Linked DNA regions of Homo sapiens: region 1 is linked to region 2. The links are chromatin loops, found by intact Hi-C in ENCODE. Cell type or tissue: ascending aorta. All regions are shown on one strand. Each heading gives the region's core, and the rest is flanking DNA. Links, peaks and the distances in the headings are about the cores only. Region 1 has its middle 110 kb from the start of DCLK3. Region 2 overlaps LOC124906227 (a long non-coding RNA gene).

Evidence for each region. A loop is a pair of places that touch in the nucleus more often than their neighbours do. Peaks named below come from ENCODE experiments on the same cell type or tissue, not always from the same donor. Only the 100,000 strongest peaks of a DNase experiment are listed, where the experiment ranks them.
Region 1: it touches region 2 in a loop (4-fold over the local background); 2 of 110 quality-filtered maps call a loop at or near these places.

The regions. Positions count from the first base shown.
Region 1 is chr3:36,645,773-36,654,119 of GRCh38, forward strand. No RefSeq gene overlaps it. Among named protein-coding and RNA genes, the nearest start is that of DCLK3, 110 kb to the right of the region's middle. In ascending aorta, for the core only: no CTCF peak of the experiment used is centred there; a DNase peak (open chromatin) is centred at 3,028; H3K27ac peaks cover 2,090 bases.
Region 2 is chr3:36,369,757-36,378,103 of GRCh38, forward strand. All of the region lies in intron 2 of LOC124906227 (a long non-coding RNA gene), which reads right to left. Among named protein-coding and RNA genes, the nearest start is that of STAC, 6.6 kb to the right of the region's middle. In ascending aorta, for the core only: no CTCF peak of the experiment used is centred there; a DNase peak (open chromatin) is centred at 3,545; H3K27ac peaks cover 2,014 bases.

The DNA of each region.
Region 1 (8,347 bases), core at 11-8,010, 280 kb after region 2:
GATTGTTCATTTCTAGTGTATAGTAATTTTGTCTGTTTATCTTGCATGCTGCAAATTTGCTGAATTAATTGATTGACTCTAGTAGTTTTTGTGTGTATGTGGATTATTTGGAATTTTCTATGTATAGAACCACGTCATCTGGAAATAAAGATAGTTTATATTCTTTCTTTACTATTTCCTTTTTAAATTTCCTCTTTCTCTCTCTGAATTGTGAATGTCAAAATTCCCCAGGTCAGTCCTAGATGTGCAAAAGAAATGAAGAACAAAGGTCAATACATGAAGTTAAGACATACATCTAAAACACACAGTGTTTTAGCCTATAATGCCCCCTGGAAAGTAGAGCCTGAAACACAGGCTTGCATGCAATTTATTTTCAGGGGAGGAGAGTAGGAGACTAGGGAGAGCAAAACAGGAAAGGAGAGAAAGCCAAAAGATGGATTCTTCTTGACCAGGTTTCTTCTGTGAAAAACTGTATCTCAATCTCACCAGGCTTTCTGAGAAGCGAAGTAAAATGAATGCACCACAGAATTGTGCAAGTGAAGGGCAGAAAACAGGAGTAATAATTCAGTAGCTTCTGTCCCTAAATGATCATTAGCCTCCTCACACTCATGCATTCAGACTATGAGTGCATGAGTGCTGAGCCGGTTCCCACAAGAAGGAGGTGAGAGGATTAAGAAAATGTGCAATGAGGGATGAGAAGTGTTCAATATTTCTTATAACACTATCAGTCAGGTAAGCAGAGTTAAAGTTTTCTCAGGTTCTTGTTTTTTCTGGAATAAGCTAACAGTATTGTTTAGAATTTGATAAAGTAATGATTTTTAGAGTGACCACCAAAAGAACAGAAACACTCTATCACTTTTAAGTAAGAGAAAATGGAATTTTAAATATTCTTAAAGAAAAAATAGGGGATAGGACAATGATTATAACAAATAAAAAATACAAAATATGATAGCACATTTAAACTCAGATACATCCGTACATATAGTAAATGTAAATGAATTAAATTTCCAGTTTAAAAACAAAGATTATCAATTTCAAGTATAAAATAAATAAGCAGAAAAATTGTATCATTAGATATAAAAGTGATCAATATGTCATGTTACTAAATTAAAACACTTATTGTGGTCAAGATGTCAATCCTTCCCAAATTAACATACAAATTTAACATACTCTAATGTAGAAACAAATATTTTGGAAAAATTAACCAAATAATTTCAAATTAATCTGGAGAATATTCAAGAAAATTTTTAAGTGGAATAATAAGGAATGTTAAAAATATCTATCTACCAGAATAGACAAATAATTATGTGTGAATACTCATGTGTGAATACTGTTTGAGATTTCCAAATGCTTTACATTTTGTATCTCATTTGATCCACGTAATCAACCCTATAAACCAAACAGTAATTGTATACAGGAAGAATCTGAGGCTCAGAAAGATTACCTTGTGAAAAGCTATGCAGCAAATGACTGTGTTAAAGCTCAATTCTAGCTAAAACTCACTCCTGGTACAGTACTCAGGTCACATCTTATTTATAGGAGAGCAAGACAAATTGAAATTGAAGTGTGGGAAGTAGCTTTGGTTTATTAAAAGATGGCTTTCTTTTGAGCATGGAAATAGCAAAATATTGACACAATGAAAATATCAGCAACAATCTCAGGCAGAATTATTCTTTGGGTTTTTTAAATGTGACATTAATCAGCTACTTAGCAAAAACTTTAAGAGTTGGTTTCCCCCACATAATATTATGAAACTGTCACCTTTCCTATCTCTGTTAGAACCCTGGGTTGTTTTTTGTTTTGTTTTGTTTTGTTTTTGTACATCTCGTGCTACTATGACTCTTGTTTGTTTGCTTGTATTTATCCGCTTATGTTTAGAAAGCATTTGAGCTGGCTCAAGACTTCTGCCTTGCGCCAATCATATTTCTCTTGGTGTGCTTGCAGAATTGCCTGACACTTTCATCATCCCTATGATGTCAGCAACTACTTAAAGCTGATTTTGTGACCAGTCAACATATATCACAAGACTACATCAATATATAAACATATGAGTAAACAAATCTGTCCAGTTTTTAAAATTATGAAGGTTGATGTTATGATCACAATAATGACAATGATGATGCCTCTCCCCACAACATCAGAGCAGAACAAGCAATTTACTGGCTTCCTACAGAAAGCAAAAAGAGGAAACTATATAATTTGAACCTTTCTTTAGGGAATATGGTTCATACTCTCCAAATTTAAGCCAGCCCTGAGAGAGGTGAGCTGGAAAGTCTGTACATCCAGCAGACGTCTCTTGCAGAGGAGAATGAAAGCTGTTTCAGGACCATCAAATATTTCTGCTCAATAAAGGTTACAGTGTTTATCCTGGAATCAGATGCTAGATTTCTAAAGAATGAAATGTGAAAACACAGAAAATTGTTCAGTTAGACATTCACAATGAGCATCAAGGAACTTATGTACAATTTTTTTTCATGCTTGTCTCAAAAAAAATCCCATTTTTAGTTAAATGAATCTTTTACATAAGACTTAGAAACAAAATATACTATTTTACGTAGTGTCATATACAGTATTTGAATGTTTATCTTACATCTAAAAAACTTCAGAATTCTCGCATCTTTTTGCATAGCCAGTTTTCTTATGTAATATTGAGAAATGCAATTATGAGACTTCAAAGGAATTTCACGAAATCATGAATTCCTAAGACTCTGACTGCCTACCTCATGCATCTCATTTTTTCTCATCATTAGTTGTCTAAATATGTTTTATGTTAAAAATTATAGCAATAAGGGATGGGAACTTAAAAAGGAACCCACATTTTTCTTCTTATTAAAAAAAAAGTGAAGAATTATCTACCTCCTTGAAAGATCAAGCCATTCTATGAACTATCAACATCTGAAAAATCCTAAACCCCTTTTCAAACTCATTCATTTGTGTGTGACTCATTCACAGTAAATCTATGCCCGAACAGTTTTAGTCTTAACCAAATGTTGACCAAGCTGAAAGTATGCTAAAAGCTCTGCCAACTCGCACATATTTTTGACAACACAGACAGCCACAAATGTCACTTATGAGTAATCTTTTTATTACTTCTTGGCTAGTGATTACTCTCAAACTCCTTTGCCTATAAGATTGTGCTCATGCTTTTAATATTGGTTCTCTCCTCTTCCCCTTTCTGTTGGCCCTCATTAGTCCTTGCACACAGCATCAGTTCCTGATCTCAGTCCTAATGCCATCCTGATTAGTTCTCCTAACATCAGACAAATCCAGAGGCTGTCAACAGCCAATGGAGTTGGGAAATCATCTTTTCCAGATCTTCATTTTAAAGTAGGAAACCCTGATTTTACACAAAAAATGGATGGTATCCCATCCTCCAGCAAAGGCCAGCCTGCCCATCTGGTCCCCTGTGTAAGGGTCTCCTGAGTGCTTCGGTTTTTCTATTCCATTGAGGTATCCAGAACCAAGAGAGAAATTCTTCTCTGGCCCCAAGTGACACACAGACTGAGCCCTGCTTTCTTACTGCCTTCAAGACAGCCCTACATACCTGGACTATGTCCTGTTTCTGCTCATTCCATATGTTATTACAGAAGTCCTGTTTCTCCTCATTCCATCTGTTATTACAGCCAGAATGGTGAACTGATCCTTACATATTATCTGTGCTGCACCCACCTCATTTCCCAGAATCAGATTCTCTTCCAAGGTCCATGCCTGGCTTCAGTGAGAGTGGCCATGTTCTTGCTATGGCAGAGCTGAGTAGGCTGGACCTCAACAGGACCCAGGCCACTGTGTGTATGACATGTTGCCTCCGTGCTCCTGAGAGCAACCCCCATCCTCCCTCTTCATCTCTTCATCTACTCTTGGGGGCTCCCCTTCACCTCCAAGGAAGCTGCATATCTGGCATTACCTCCTCATCAGGAGCTACCATTTCCTCAGGAATCATCAGAGCACCTATTTCTAAGATAAAGTGACAGAGAGTATGTCTAACAAAAGAGAAATTGCACCCAACTTCAGGTATTAAACTTTAAGGTAATAGGCTCCTTAAAGCCCAAAATAAACAGCAGAGTTTCTTGGGGCATCAAATTCACTTAAAAGCAGTAACTTCAAATTTCTTATATATTAGAATAAAGGATGGATTACTGTGGAGTAAAATACAGAATGTATATTAATATTTAAAGATAAAATCTAAGACCTCTAGGAAATCTTTAAATTCAGGTGGAAAATATCAGCTTGACTCTAGACCACCCTCACATTACCTCCTCAACACGTAGGTGTAGACATTTATTCTTGCAGTTATTACTGAGAACGTCAGAGAGACATGCCTCTATGGTTGTTTTCTATCATTAAAGGGGGTTACTATTGGGCCAGGAGTAACTTTCATACTCTATAGATGCAGCCCTTTCTCCTCTGCCCCTTCCACTGACCATTTTCATGAGGTATTCCAGATGTTGTGCCTGCCAGAAGTTTGCAGGGCTGATGTGGTTTCACAGGATTTTCTTCTAGACTGACAAGGAGAAGTGGAATAATTTTTCTTGCATAGGTTCCAAAGAGATTGATATCTCAATAACAATTATGCATAACTACAATCTTTGTTGTTGTTATTATAAACAGAGCTACAATGAACATATTTATCATACTATCTGTGCTGACATCATAGTTATTTCTCTAAGAATAACAGAGGAAGTGGCTCTTTCTAAAAATATCAATTGACCTAATATTTTTATAAACTCCAGAACTAGGTCATGACTATTAGACATTATCTTATGCTGGAATGAAAAGTATTCATGAATACTGAGGTCATACTAAAGTTTATTAAGTGTTATCTCCAAGCCAGGCATGGTGGCTCATGCCTGTAATCCCAACACTTTGGGAGGTTGAGGTTGGAGGATCACTTGAACTCAGGAGTTCAAGACCAGCCTGGGCAACATAGAAGACCTCATCTCTACAAAAACTTAAAAAATTAGCCAGGCATGGTGTTGCACGACTATAGTCCCAGCTACTTGGGAAGCTGAGGTGGGAGGATTGACTGAGCCTGGGAGGTTGAAGCTGCAGTGAACTATAATAGCGTCACTGCACTCCAGCCTGGGTGACAGAGAGATACCCTGTTTCAAAAAAAAAAAAATGCGTTATCTGCAGATCGCCTGGCCACATGTGATCCAGCCCAAATCACTCAAACATCCCCCAAATAGACAATTAGAGAATGGTGAGGCAGGTGTAGAAGAAACAGATTTGGTTTCCAGTGCCAAGCCTACCACCCCTATGAATTCTGGCTACCCACAGACAGCATCTTTAATACACACATCTTAGCTCTAATACTAAAATCTAGCAGAATCATATAGATAAAATGCAAAGAGCAGTGTACCTGAGGGCCATAAGAGTAGCTGAAATTCAACAGACAAAATTATAACTTTCTTCCTCAAAATGTGGATTTTTAAAGAATATGAAATATTAATAGAAAATGTGTACGTAACCCATACAACAATGATAGTCAGCTAATACTTGTCTGGTTCTGTTGATGCTCAATGTACAAGTTCACAGTCTTGGTTTGATTAAGTCTGGGCATCACCCCACACCCATAAAAACCAAGGGAGTCTCAGTTACATGCAGGACCCCTTCCCTGCCCTGAGAGGACCTGCCGGATATGTACAGTGATGGAAAGAAGGCACTCAAGCTGACAGTGACTAAGCATCAATGTGCTGGTGCTTCACACTTGCTGACCATTTAATCCTCATGACCACCGTAAGTATTAATACTATTATCATCGCCTTCCAAATAAAAACACCAAAGGTCATGGTAAACATGAATTTGTTAAATATATATTGACTTGTAAACCCAAACATAACACATACCTGTGATTATAAAGGCTGACACATGAGGGCTTTCTAAGGTGCTCAAAAAGGAATAAATAGCTTGTGAGCACAGTTAATGACCCACTGAAACAGAGATCAATGCAGCAAGAGTTCAGAGAGGGGTTGCATTCTACCATGAAAAGTGATAGAAAAACCTAGAGTTCATAGAAATCTCACAGACGCTCTGTCTGCAGTCTTATTTAGGGCCAAATTGTGGCTCTAGACTTAACCAATAAAAGGTAACTCAAGTAATTTTTCAAAGTCAGTGCAAGCAGTACACTCAAAGCCCTGGCTCTGTTGTCTCTGAATTGCAACAGAAAAATAATTGTACCACATCTGTCACATCTTTGCAAATTAACAAATTTATAATCAGCAAAACTGAAGAGTGTTGCCCCCTCTGTTTCTCAAATCCCTGAGGAAATGCTAAGGAACAGAGGAATATGACACTAACTAATATATTTTGCAGAACAGCAAAATAACTCAATAGTATAATTTTTATTTTTGGATTGATTAAAGACATTACTCTTGCCTCAACAAGTTTCAGAAACTGGCCAGATGGATCATTTTCTCTCATTGCTCATAAACTACACACATTGCTGAATCTGTAATTCATAGAAACATATCATGGTGACCATCTTGTAAATGCCAATGCCAAGCTACCAGTCCCTTTCATTACATGCCGTAATTATGGATTAAATGATTTCATAAACATATTGGTTGTTTCAAAGTTGGCATGAGGCTGTCTTAGAGCCCCTGCAATCTGTCATCACTGTTAATGAGATATCAACCTTCTTGTAACCCAAGCAAAAAAAAAAAAAAAATTCTCTTTGAATGTCAGCCAGGGGAGAAAAAACCCTCCAGAACTTCTGCAAACTCTGCAACCTCCTCTCAAACACCATATCCAGAAAGTCTTCAGGAAAAGGGCCAGTGACATGATCAAATGACAAGGGCAACATCTGTGCAATATAAAATGTAGGCATTGATGATGTCTGGGATTCTTTCTTTCCTCACAGCAGCAAGGACCACCTTAAACAGGTGAAGCTCTTTGAAGAGGCTTCTTAATTTTCACTGAAGACCTTCTAATAGTAAAGAATAAACTCATACACTCAAGGATCTTGGAGGCATGGCTTCTAGATCTTACTATGATTTCAAAATGTCCTAGAAATCTTGTATAATATCTTTTGATTTTTATTATACACCTTGCATCCTATTTTACAATATGTCTAGGCTTAATTTAGTATTTAGGAAGCTTTGGAGATCTATTGGAAGATGGCAGATAGGAGGAAGAACTAGCTTGCAGATCCCACTTGGACAGACAAAGCAGTGTGCGGAGACTCACATAGTGAACTTTTGCTCTAAGAATGACACCAACATACCAGGAAAACTGAGAGAACCCATAACCCTTTGAAGGAACTGTATCACCACTGCAGATTCCTTGAGACATTGAAAAATGGTGAGTTGGCTTGCTTTCTCAGTGGGGAGGCTGGTGGCCTGCAGCAAGTTCTCAGCCCTGGTCACTGGCTGCCCTACTAGACTCAGTGCTGTTGTGGGGGCATGGTGGGAGTGAGACTAGCCTTTAGGACTGCAGGACACATGGAAGCACAGCAAGGCCTGTGACTACCAGCTTTCTCCAACTTCCCTGGTGACCTGTGTGACTCAGCAGAGGCAGCCATAAATCCTGTGAGAACATAACTCCACTGGACTGGGAACCACACCCCCATCCCTCACAGCAGCTGCAGCAAGCCCTGCCCAAGGAGAAACTGAGCTCAGACACAACTATCCCTGCCCCCACCTGGTGGTCTTTCTCTAGCTGCCCTGGTAGCTGAAGACAAAGGACATAATAGAGCTCTCTTGGGAGCTCTATGGCCCTACCCACCACCTGAGAAACTTGAATACTTAACCAGGTGACCCTAGGGCAAGTTTACTTCCTTCCTATAGTACCACAGGTGCTGCACTCTTGAAAGTGCCACCTCCTGGCTGGAAGCCAACCAATACAAAACCAGCACACTAAACAAAAATACAACCAAGGACCCTCACAGAGTCCATCCACTTCACTCCCCTGCTACCTCCACCAGAGTAGATGCTGGTATCCACTGCTGCAAGACCTGAAGACAGCTCACATCACAGGACTCTTTGCAGACACTCTCCAGTACCAGCCCAGAGACCAGTAGCTCCATTGGATGGCTAGACCCAGAAGAACAAAAACAATCACTGCAATTCAGCTCTCAGGAAGCTCCATTCCAAGGGGAAGGAGGAGAACACCACATCAAGGGAGCACCCTGTGGGACTAAAGAATCTGAACAGCAGCCCTTGAGTCCCATAACCTCCCTCTGACATAGCCGACCTAAATGAGAAGGAACCAGAAAAACAATACTGGTAATATGACAAAACAAGGTGCTTCAACACCCCCAAAAGATCACACCAGTTCACCAGCAATGGATCCAAACCAAGATGAAATTTCTGAATTGCCAGAAAAAAAATTTAGAAGGTCAATTATTAAG
Region 2 (8,347 bases), core at 222-8,221:
GGCATGAGCCACCACATCTGGCTAAAAAGCTTTGTCAGGTAATTCTAACAACTCTGTCATTTCTGTTGGTATCTATTTATTGCTTTTTTTTTCATTCCATTTGCTATCTTCCAGTTTCTTTATATAATGAATACTTTTATTGAAACATGGACAATTTTGTATTATGTCACGAGACTCTGAATCTTATCTTTACTTTTAGCTGGCTTTCTCTGACACTGCTCTTGCAGAGGAAGTGGGGCAGGTACCACCTTGTTACAGCCAGGTGGAGGCTGAAGTCCAGATCCTCTAGGGGAGGATGGCCTTTATTACTGTTGGGTAAAGATGAAAGTCTCACTCCTCACTGGTCTCCACTGACACTATAGGTGGGCCTTATTATAAGCTGGTGGGGATTAAAGACCTGATTCCCTACTTTTTTTGAGGTGCCTCTTTATACCCTAATGAGTGTGAAAATTTGGGTTCCCCATTTAGCCTATACTGGTATAGGTCGGGGTAGAACCATGGTGTTTTCTGCATGTTTGGCTGGAATACAGCAATTGTTGTCTGTAAGTTTCTCTCTTGCTTGCCTGCTCCCTTTTTTGGTCCATTGGCTAAAGAGAGCAGGCTTTTGCTAGTGCTTTTTTTGTCTGTTCCCACTGGCATTTCTGGGTTGCAAGCTTCTTCATCTCCAAGTCTGGGATATATAAGGCAAAAAGAAAATCCAGGGAACTCACCAATGTGTCATCCCTTGGGTCCTGAAAGCACATATGAGTGCATTCTTCTTCTCTCCACTTTCTTCAGTCTGCCTTTTAGAGTCTTGTTATGTCAGTTTTATACATAACGTCAAGGGATTTTAATTGTCCTTAGACAATTAAAGAGCTAGGGAAAAATATGTCTGCCCCTTCTACTAACAAGCAGGGGTCTACTCACTTTTATTTGGGTTATCTACATCTTATCAAATTTTTAGGTAAATGTTTAGGTTTTATTGAAATATATCTGCAGAAAAGCTCACAAATGAATTACCACCACCAAAAGTGAGGTGATGGCAGTTTACTAGCACCCTAGAAAGCTATAGTGTTTCTTCCCAGTTATAAATTATCTATCCCTCTTCCCCAAAGATAATCATTGTCATCACATCTAATGCTAGGGATTAGTGGGGATATTTTTGAACGTTATGTATATTATATAATACAATATGAACTCTTCTGTGTTGACTTTTTTAACTATGTTTGTGAGAGTAACTGAATGACCGATGACCACGTGACAAAGTGTTAAACTTCATTAATCATCAGCAAAATGCAAATAAAGTCGCAGTGATAAAATTAAAAATAATGACTGTATAAGTGTTGAAGAAAACAACTGGAATCCTTAATTTACACTTACATGTTAGCATCAAAAGTCATGTACAAGAATGTTCATAGTAGCACTATTCATGATAAGCTGAAAATAGAAACAATTCAGCTGTTCATCAACACACAGTGGATGAAAGAAATCATGGCAGATCCAAACAATAGAATTCTACACAACAATGAAAGAGAAAACATTCAACAACATGAGTATTCAATGATTTTTAAATACTGTTGCACATTTTACTTTTAATGTAGTTTTAAAAATCAAACTATGTTTCCTGAAAGAGGAAATATAGGCTGGGATCAGTGGCTTACGCCTGTAATCCCAGCACTATGGGAGGCCAAGGCGGGTGGATCACCTAAGGTCAGGAGTTCAAGATCAGCCTGACCAACATGGTGAAACCCCATCTCTACTAAAAATACAAAAATTAGCCAGGCATGATGGCAGGTGCTTATAATCTCAGCTACTCGGGAGGCTGAGGCAGGGTAATCACTTGAACCTGGGAAGCAGAGGGTGCAGTGAGCCGAAATCACGCCACTGCACTCCAGCCTGGGTGACAGAGCAAGACTCCATCTTAAAAAAAAAAAGAAAGAAAGAAAGAGGAAATATGCCATAGTGCAATATGTTGAATGCAATTTAAAACACTTTTAATTCCACATATTTTTAAAATATGCATGAATGTCTACGATATACATTTTTAAAACATTATAGTGAGTATCATTTGAAGGAAGGGGATTTTGAGTGAGGATGAGAGTAAATTTGGAACTGCTAATTAAATAAGTTAAAAGGAGAAATGGGATTGCAAGGACTAATTTTGACAGTGCAATGAATAACTCAATTCTGGGTCCTTTCAATATCTCCAACGTAATAACACTAAATATAAATAAATAGCCAACACAGCATACCACAAGAAAACATAAGCTGGATATATACCAATCTTAAGATGCCAGGAATGACCTACCTCTTCTCTTTCTGAAAAACTGCCATTACCTTTCACTATTAACTTCTTTCTTTGGTAAATCCTCCCTGGACCCCTCAGTTCAATTAGCCCTTTCTTTTCCAGATTCCCACAGCTGTCTCTTCATACCTGTGATGATTATTATTATTACTATTTTGAGATGGAGTCTCGCTCTGTCGCCAAGGCCAAATTGCAGTGGCGTGGTCTCAGCTCACTGCAGCCCCTACCTCCCAGATTCCAGCGATTCTCCTGCCTCAGCCTCCTGGGTAGCTGGGATTACAGCCATGTGCTATCATGCCCAGCTAATTTTTTTTATTTTTAGTAGAGACAGGGTTTCACCATGTTGGCCAGGCTGGTCTCAAACTCCTGATCTCAGGTGATCCACCCGCCTCGGCCTCCCAAAGTGCTAGGATTATAGGCATGAGTCACTGAGCCCAGCCTACCTGTGGTTATTTGTCCTAAATTCTGCCTTTCTAATGAAGCTGAATTTTCCTTTGGGTCAGGGAATCTGCATATACTTGCCTATATTCCTAAAACTAATAAAGCACCTAGTATACAGCAGCCCTTGGCAAATTTTGATGAATAAATTGGTGAATAAAACAAGGACTTCATTCATTAGACATCTACACCTTATTTCATAACAATCTCAAATATCTTAAGCTGAATACTAACTCCTTGACCTCATGACCACACAAGAGGTAGAAACAACAGGACATGGTGACTCACTACATAAGTGGTTGAGGAAAAGTGAATGGAAAAATAGGGCATATTTTTTTATTTAAAATATGGGTATTTATCTCATTTCATCCATTAGCACTGTAATTGCATTCTAGGGAACTCAGCAATTCTGTGCAATACAGAGTTGGTATCCAGGCTGGGCTTCCTCAAATTACTGAGCCATTTGCTTGGTAGACTTTGGCATTTTGGCAGCTTACATTTTAGGGATGAAACAGGACCAAGATGCAGTCAAAAACCTCCTCAGAAGGTCTGCCTGAATAACAACTGCATTCATACTATCTCCCACTGTACCCTCTATCTGATAAGCTATCATTATGAACTATTTTTAACTATTATTATTGTTTGAAGAGACAAAAATCTCCAATATTTTTTTGGCCAGTTCTGCAAGAACAAAGGTAGATTAAACATAGGTATGTTTCTTAAGTCTGGGCTTTATGGGTAAGTTTGCCTCAGCTATGGAGGGAAGAAACTTGGTATTTAAGGCTTAAAGCTTGAGTCATCTTTTCCAGGCCAATTGTCAAGTGCCTGATGGATGGTTCATGGCTGCCAAGGGAGCAATTGGAGAAACATAGAGGGTTATAGGAGGCAGAAAGACAAAGCAGTCATATAACCCCCATCCTGAAAAATATAGTAGAAAGAATTTTTGAGATTCATTTGCTGCCAGCATGGCTCTACAAACTTTTGGAACATATTTCAAAGTAAGTACAAAGCATTATGTATAAAGAGCATCAACTATTATCCATTTTTGCTGGAATTCCTGTTCTTTGTTTTGAAAGGCAATTCTACTGCTCACTTTTAGGAACTTCATTTAAGATACATAATGATTAAGTGGGATATTCATAATCCTTTAGAGGTTGTAAATGTGCAAGCTATATGTGTGTTTAAATTTTAGGGCCCCATATACACAACGGGTTTCTGTGTCAAAGAGAACCAGAGTTCTCTGTGTCTGGCTTCCCGGAATGGAGATTCTATGTGTGTCTCTCAGAGCTCTGAATTTTGGCTCCTTTTTACTCTGTGACCCATTTAACCCTCCAGCAATCCCTATGATGCTTTTTCCCCCCTCCCCCCCGCTATTACTAGTTAAAACAGTAGCATTCCTCCCAGGCTGACTGAGATCCAAGTTTCCTCAAGGGCCATTTGTAAAAGTACTTAAAACTATTATTCAAAGCATTTTTCTGGCTCTAATCTTTCCCTTTTTTCAAGCATTGCCCATATGATCAGTAAATGTTACTCCCAAAGGAAAAAAAAATAAAACTGTGGAACCAGAACTGAACAAAGCCTGCACATGCACACCTCCATGTTTGTACTGACACCATGCATTTCGCTCAAGATTCTTTGCTTCCCCTTATCCTTCCAGAAAAATCATAGTCACCCTTCAAATTCCACTGGAACCTTCTCCAGCATCCTTTCCGTTTGGTGAACCTTATCCTTTCCCTGCACATGCTCTCAAATCATGTTGTGCAGACCTCTTGCACAACAGTGATCACACTGAGTTTTACTGTTTGCTTAGGTACTGTGAGAAGCCTGAGGTTTAGAGTCTGAAGATGCGGGCTAGACTCCCCACTCTGCACTTACCATATTCCATTAGGGAAGTCATAAACCCTCTCAGGCTTCTGATTACCTCATCTACAGAATGGGTCTAATAGTACTTACCTTGCCAGGTTGCTATTTAGAAAGAGACAATGAGTTTCTAATTGCTCTCTAACAGTTCCTGGAAAAAAGCATAAATGATCCCTCATAAATAAATTACTGTGCATCTATTCAGGGGAAAACACACAGTCATTAGAAAAGGATGATATATACTTATATTTTTTGACACAGAACTATCTCTATGATATATTACTAAAGGGAAAGGATGTTACAAAAATGCTTAATGTCCTGAGATCATTTTATGTAAATACGAATAAATACAAATGTAAAATGTACCCATATATGCATGCACATCTAGAAGGAAGTTCACTAAAATGCTATTTTACCAATAAGTGGTGGAATTTTAGAAGACTTTAAATTTCTTCAGTATTCTTGAATACTGCTTGACTAATGGTAAAGCTATTTGCAAAAGAATTTTAGAGATACTATGCATAATATCAAAATTAATTTGAAAACTTGGAAAAGAAAGCTGTGCAGCTAGTAGTTTGGTCAAATATTTCAAAGCTGAATAAAACAATGACCAATGGGATTGGTGAGCAAGTAAACTGACATTAGTTCATTGTGTCACATATTAATTGACTTTGGGCAAGTACTTAATCTATTTATGTTTTGATTTTCCCATCTCCAAAATAGTTTTTTATTAGATCTACAAGCTCCTCTACAACACTGACATTTTGTCATTCATCAATTCATTAATTTAACAAATATTCACTTATTATATGAGCACCTAAGCATCAGGGATATATGGTGAAGAGGAAAGATGAGGCCTTTGACCTCATGAAGCTTACACTCTAGATGACATCAAATAAGGAAAGAAAGAAACAGTGCTTTCAGATGGTGGGCACTGAGGTCCAAAACATGCGAAGAGCTGGTCATAGGGAATAGTGGGGATCCCTCAGATACAGAGAACTCAAGCACTAAAACTTGGTGAGAGACCAGGCATTTTTGAGGAGCAATAAGACCAGGGTTGGCTGGATCATACACCTCTTAAACTATTACCCTAAACTCATAGAATAAGAAAATATAAAGCTAAATGTTAATTACTGGTCAAAGGACCAAAATATATAGGATGAATTTACTTTATATGCATTTCCAAGAAATTTTAGATATTTGCTACTTCTAAATTCTAAACAAAAGCTATTACCAGTTTTAGCAATGTAGAATACATCTAATTTTGACATTGTATATGTATTTGACTATAATAAATAGTAAATCCAACTCAAATCAAATACATTTGCCCAAAATCATATGGATGGTATTGATGACGATGATAACAGTAGTATCAGATCCTATTTTGATTAGGCATTCATTCTTACAGAAACTCTACGAAATAGGGACTATTATCCCATTTTTGACTTAAGGAAATTGAAGCTGAGAGAGATTAAATCAATTGTCTAAGATCTCACTGCTTTTAAGTGGAAGAGCTGGGATGTTTGGATTTTAGGTTCCTGGCCTTTTCCACTAAATATAGAATAAAGATTCAAGCCATCCTCTTTCTCACAGAGGCTATAACCAGTTAGAAGTAGCCATACATTTTAGAGAAAAGGGATAAGTCTTAACCCATAAGGTAAACAGCTATATGAGGATTGGGCCTTGTTACCTTACCTTTTTCTGGGAACCTCCAGTGGACATAACTCGAATGCAGACAAACAGTGCTTTACAATGTGATCAACTATTATTGTTGTTATTATTACTAATTGGTGCTTAGAAAAACAAGTTAAGGATGCTTAAGCTGTATCTGATTTGCCCTCACAAAAATGAGTCTCCCAATTAAATTATTAGCTTTGATTCTGAGAAGAGACCAATCATGAATTGCTATGAGACCATAACGAAGCCTAGCATTAGCAGCTGTTCAAAGTAAGAGGTGGTGGTGGTTGCGGTAGTGTCAGTGGTTAGACTTTGGGCAAAGCATTTGGTTTCTCTAAGCTTGAAGGCAGATCCATTAGGCTGGATCTAGAGGGTGACAAGTGATGCTAATAGTGGATGCCAGCTGGGCCCAGTGGCTCACGCCTGTAATCCCAGTACTTTGGGAGGCCGAGGCAGGCGGATCACGAGGTCAAGAGATGGAAACCATCCTGGTCAACATGGTGAAACTCCATCTCTACTAAAAATACAAAAATTAGCTGGGCTTGGTGGCACATGCCTGTAGTCCCAGCTACTCGGGAGGCTGAGGTAGGAGAATCACTTGAACCTGGGAGGGAGAGGTTGCAGTGAGCCGAGATCGCGCCACTGCACTCCAGCCTAGGTGACAGAGCAAGACTCCGTCTCAAAATAAAATAAAATAAAATAAAAAATAAAAAAAAGTGGATGCCTCTTGCTTACATTTGTCTAGACTTCTTGGCTATCATCTCCAAAGTGTAGAGATGCTCATTATTTACTTTTAAGACAAAAGAATGGAATGGACCACTCTTCATTATTTGGGAACTTGCCCTGTGCCTTCTATTATGCCTCTGGCTCTCAATTTGCATTGCTCCTAATCTTTAAGGCCTGCTGCCTTTTCAGGACATCCGGGTTCTGCTGTTGCCTAGGTGGCAGCAAACCAGAGCGGCCAAAACTTGGCCCAGGAGCAGGATATAACTGAGTCCTTCCTAAACTGTAGAACCTAGGATAATTTTCTTTATCTTGCTAAGGTTTCATAGGGATTAAATGAAAGAACAAATATACAATGTCTATGATGTATTAGAAACCCAATACATGTTAGCTATTATTGTTATCAGCAACCTACGCCTTTCTCGTATACTGTGTTATATTGTGTATCCATCATGACTCTGATGCATCACGCATGGAGAGCCATCCCTTCCTTGAGATCCTCTCCTTTATCCTCAACAGTTCTCCATATTATCTTCCCTCTTCTTTTTTCTTGTTGTTCTTTTCTGTACCCTTCATAAGTATATCTGTTCTATTTAAGAAGTCTTACTAGTATCTTTTTACCAAATGGCTCTATAAGAAGCCAAGGTCCATAGGATGAAATCCAGTCTCTTTATACAAACTCAGAACAAAGAAATGAGAGAAGGTTAGCAGCATTACACAGTCTTCTGCTTAACGGTGTTTACTGTGAAAGGCCCTTGGATGCAATCAGGAGGAGGCCTTTGCCCTCTTTACAAATTAATGAACAAGTAAATGAACCAGAAGTGGGAGCTTCCAGTTCGAGTTTGTGCAGATAAATTTCTGTACACCTCACACTTCTGCTGGCTTGATATTTACCCAGAAACCAGAGTGAAATAGACCATGAAGGGGATCTACAAAAATCACAAAGCTACAGACTTGAGACTTAGAATAATTATTCACAACCTTTTTTCCTCAGGCTTTACCAGACTGCAGTAGAAATGAGAAATCTTGACAACCATAGCTAAAATGTCATAAAGCTTCTAAGGCAGAATTTCCAGTCTTCTGTGAGGTCTCACCTAAGCATTCCTGGGTGTCAGATGGGGTATCTCACACATAGCCATGAAAATGTACACTTCTGCTCAGGGATATCAATGCTTCATGAGGGGTACTCTGGGGATCACTTTGCTGGTCTACCATCTACTGACTCAAAGCACTGACAAATCCCATTGTTTTACAGAAGCATTCAGAGTCTTCTTCCATTCAGTTTGTGGAGGACACATGCAATAATTAATGCCTAGACCATTTCTAGAGCTCAGGGGCTACAAGGGTAGCCTCTTTTCACCACCT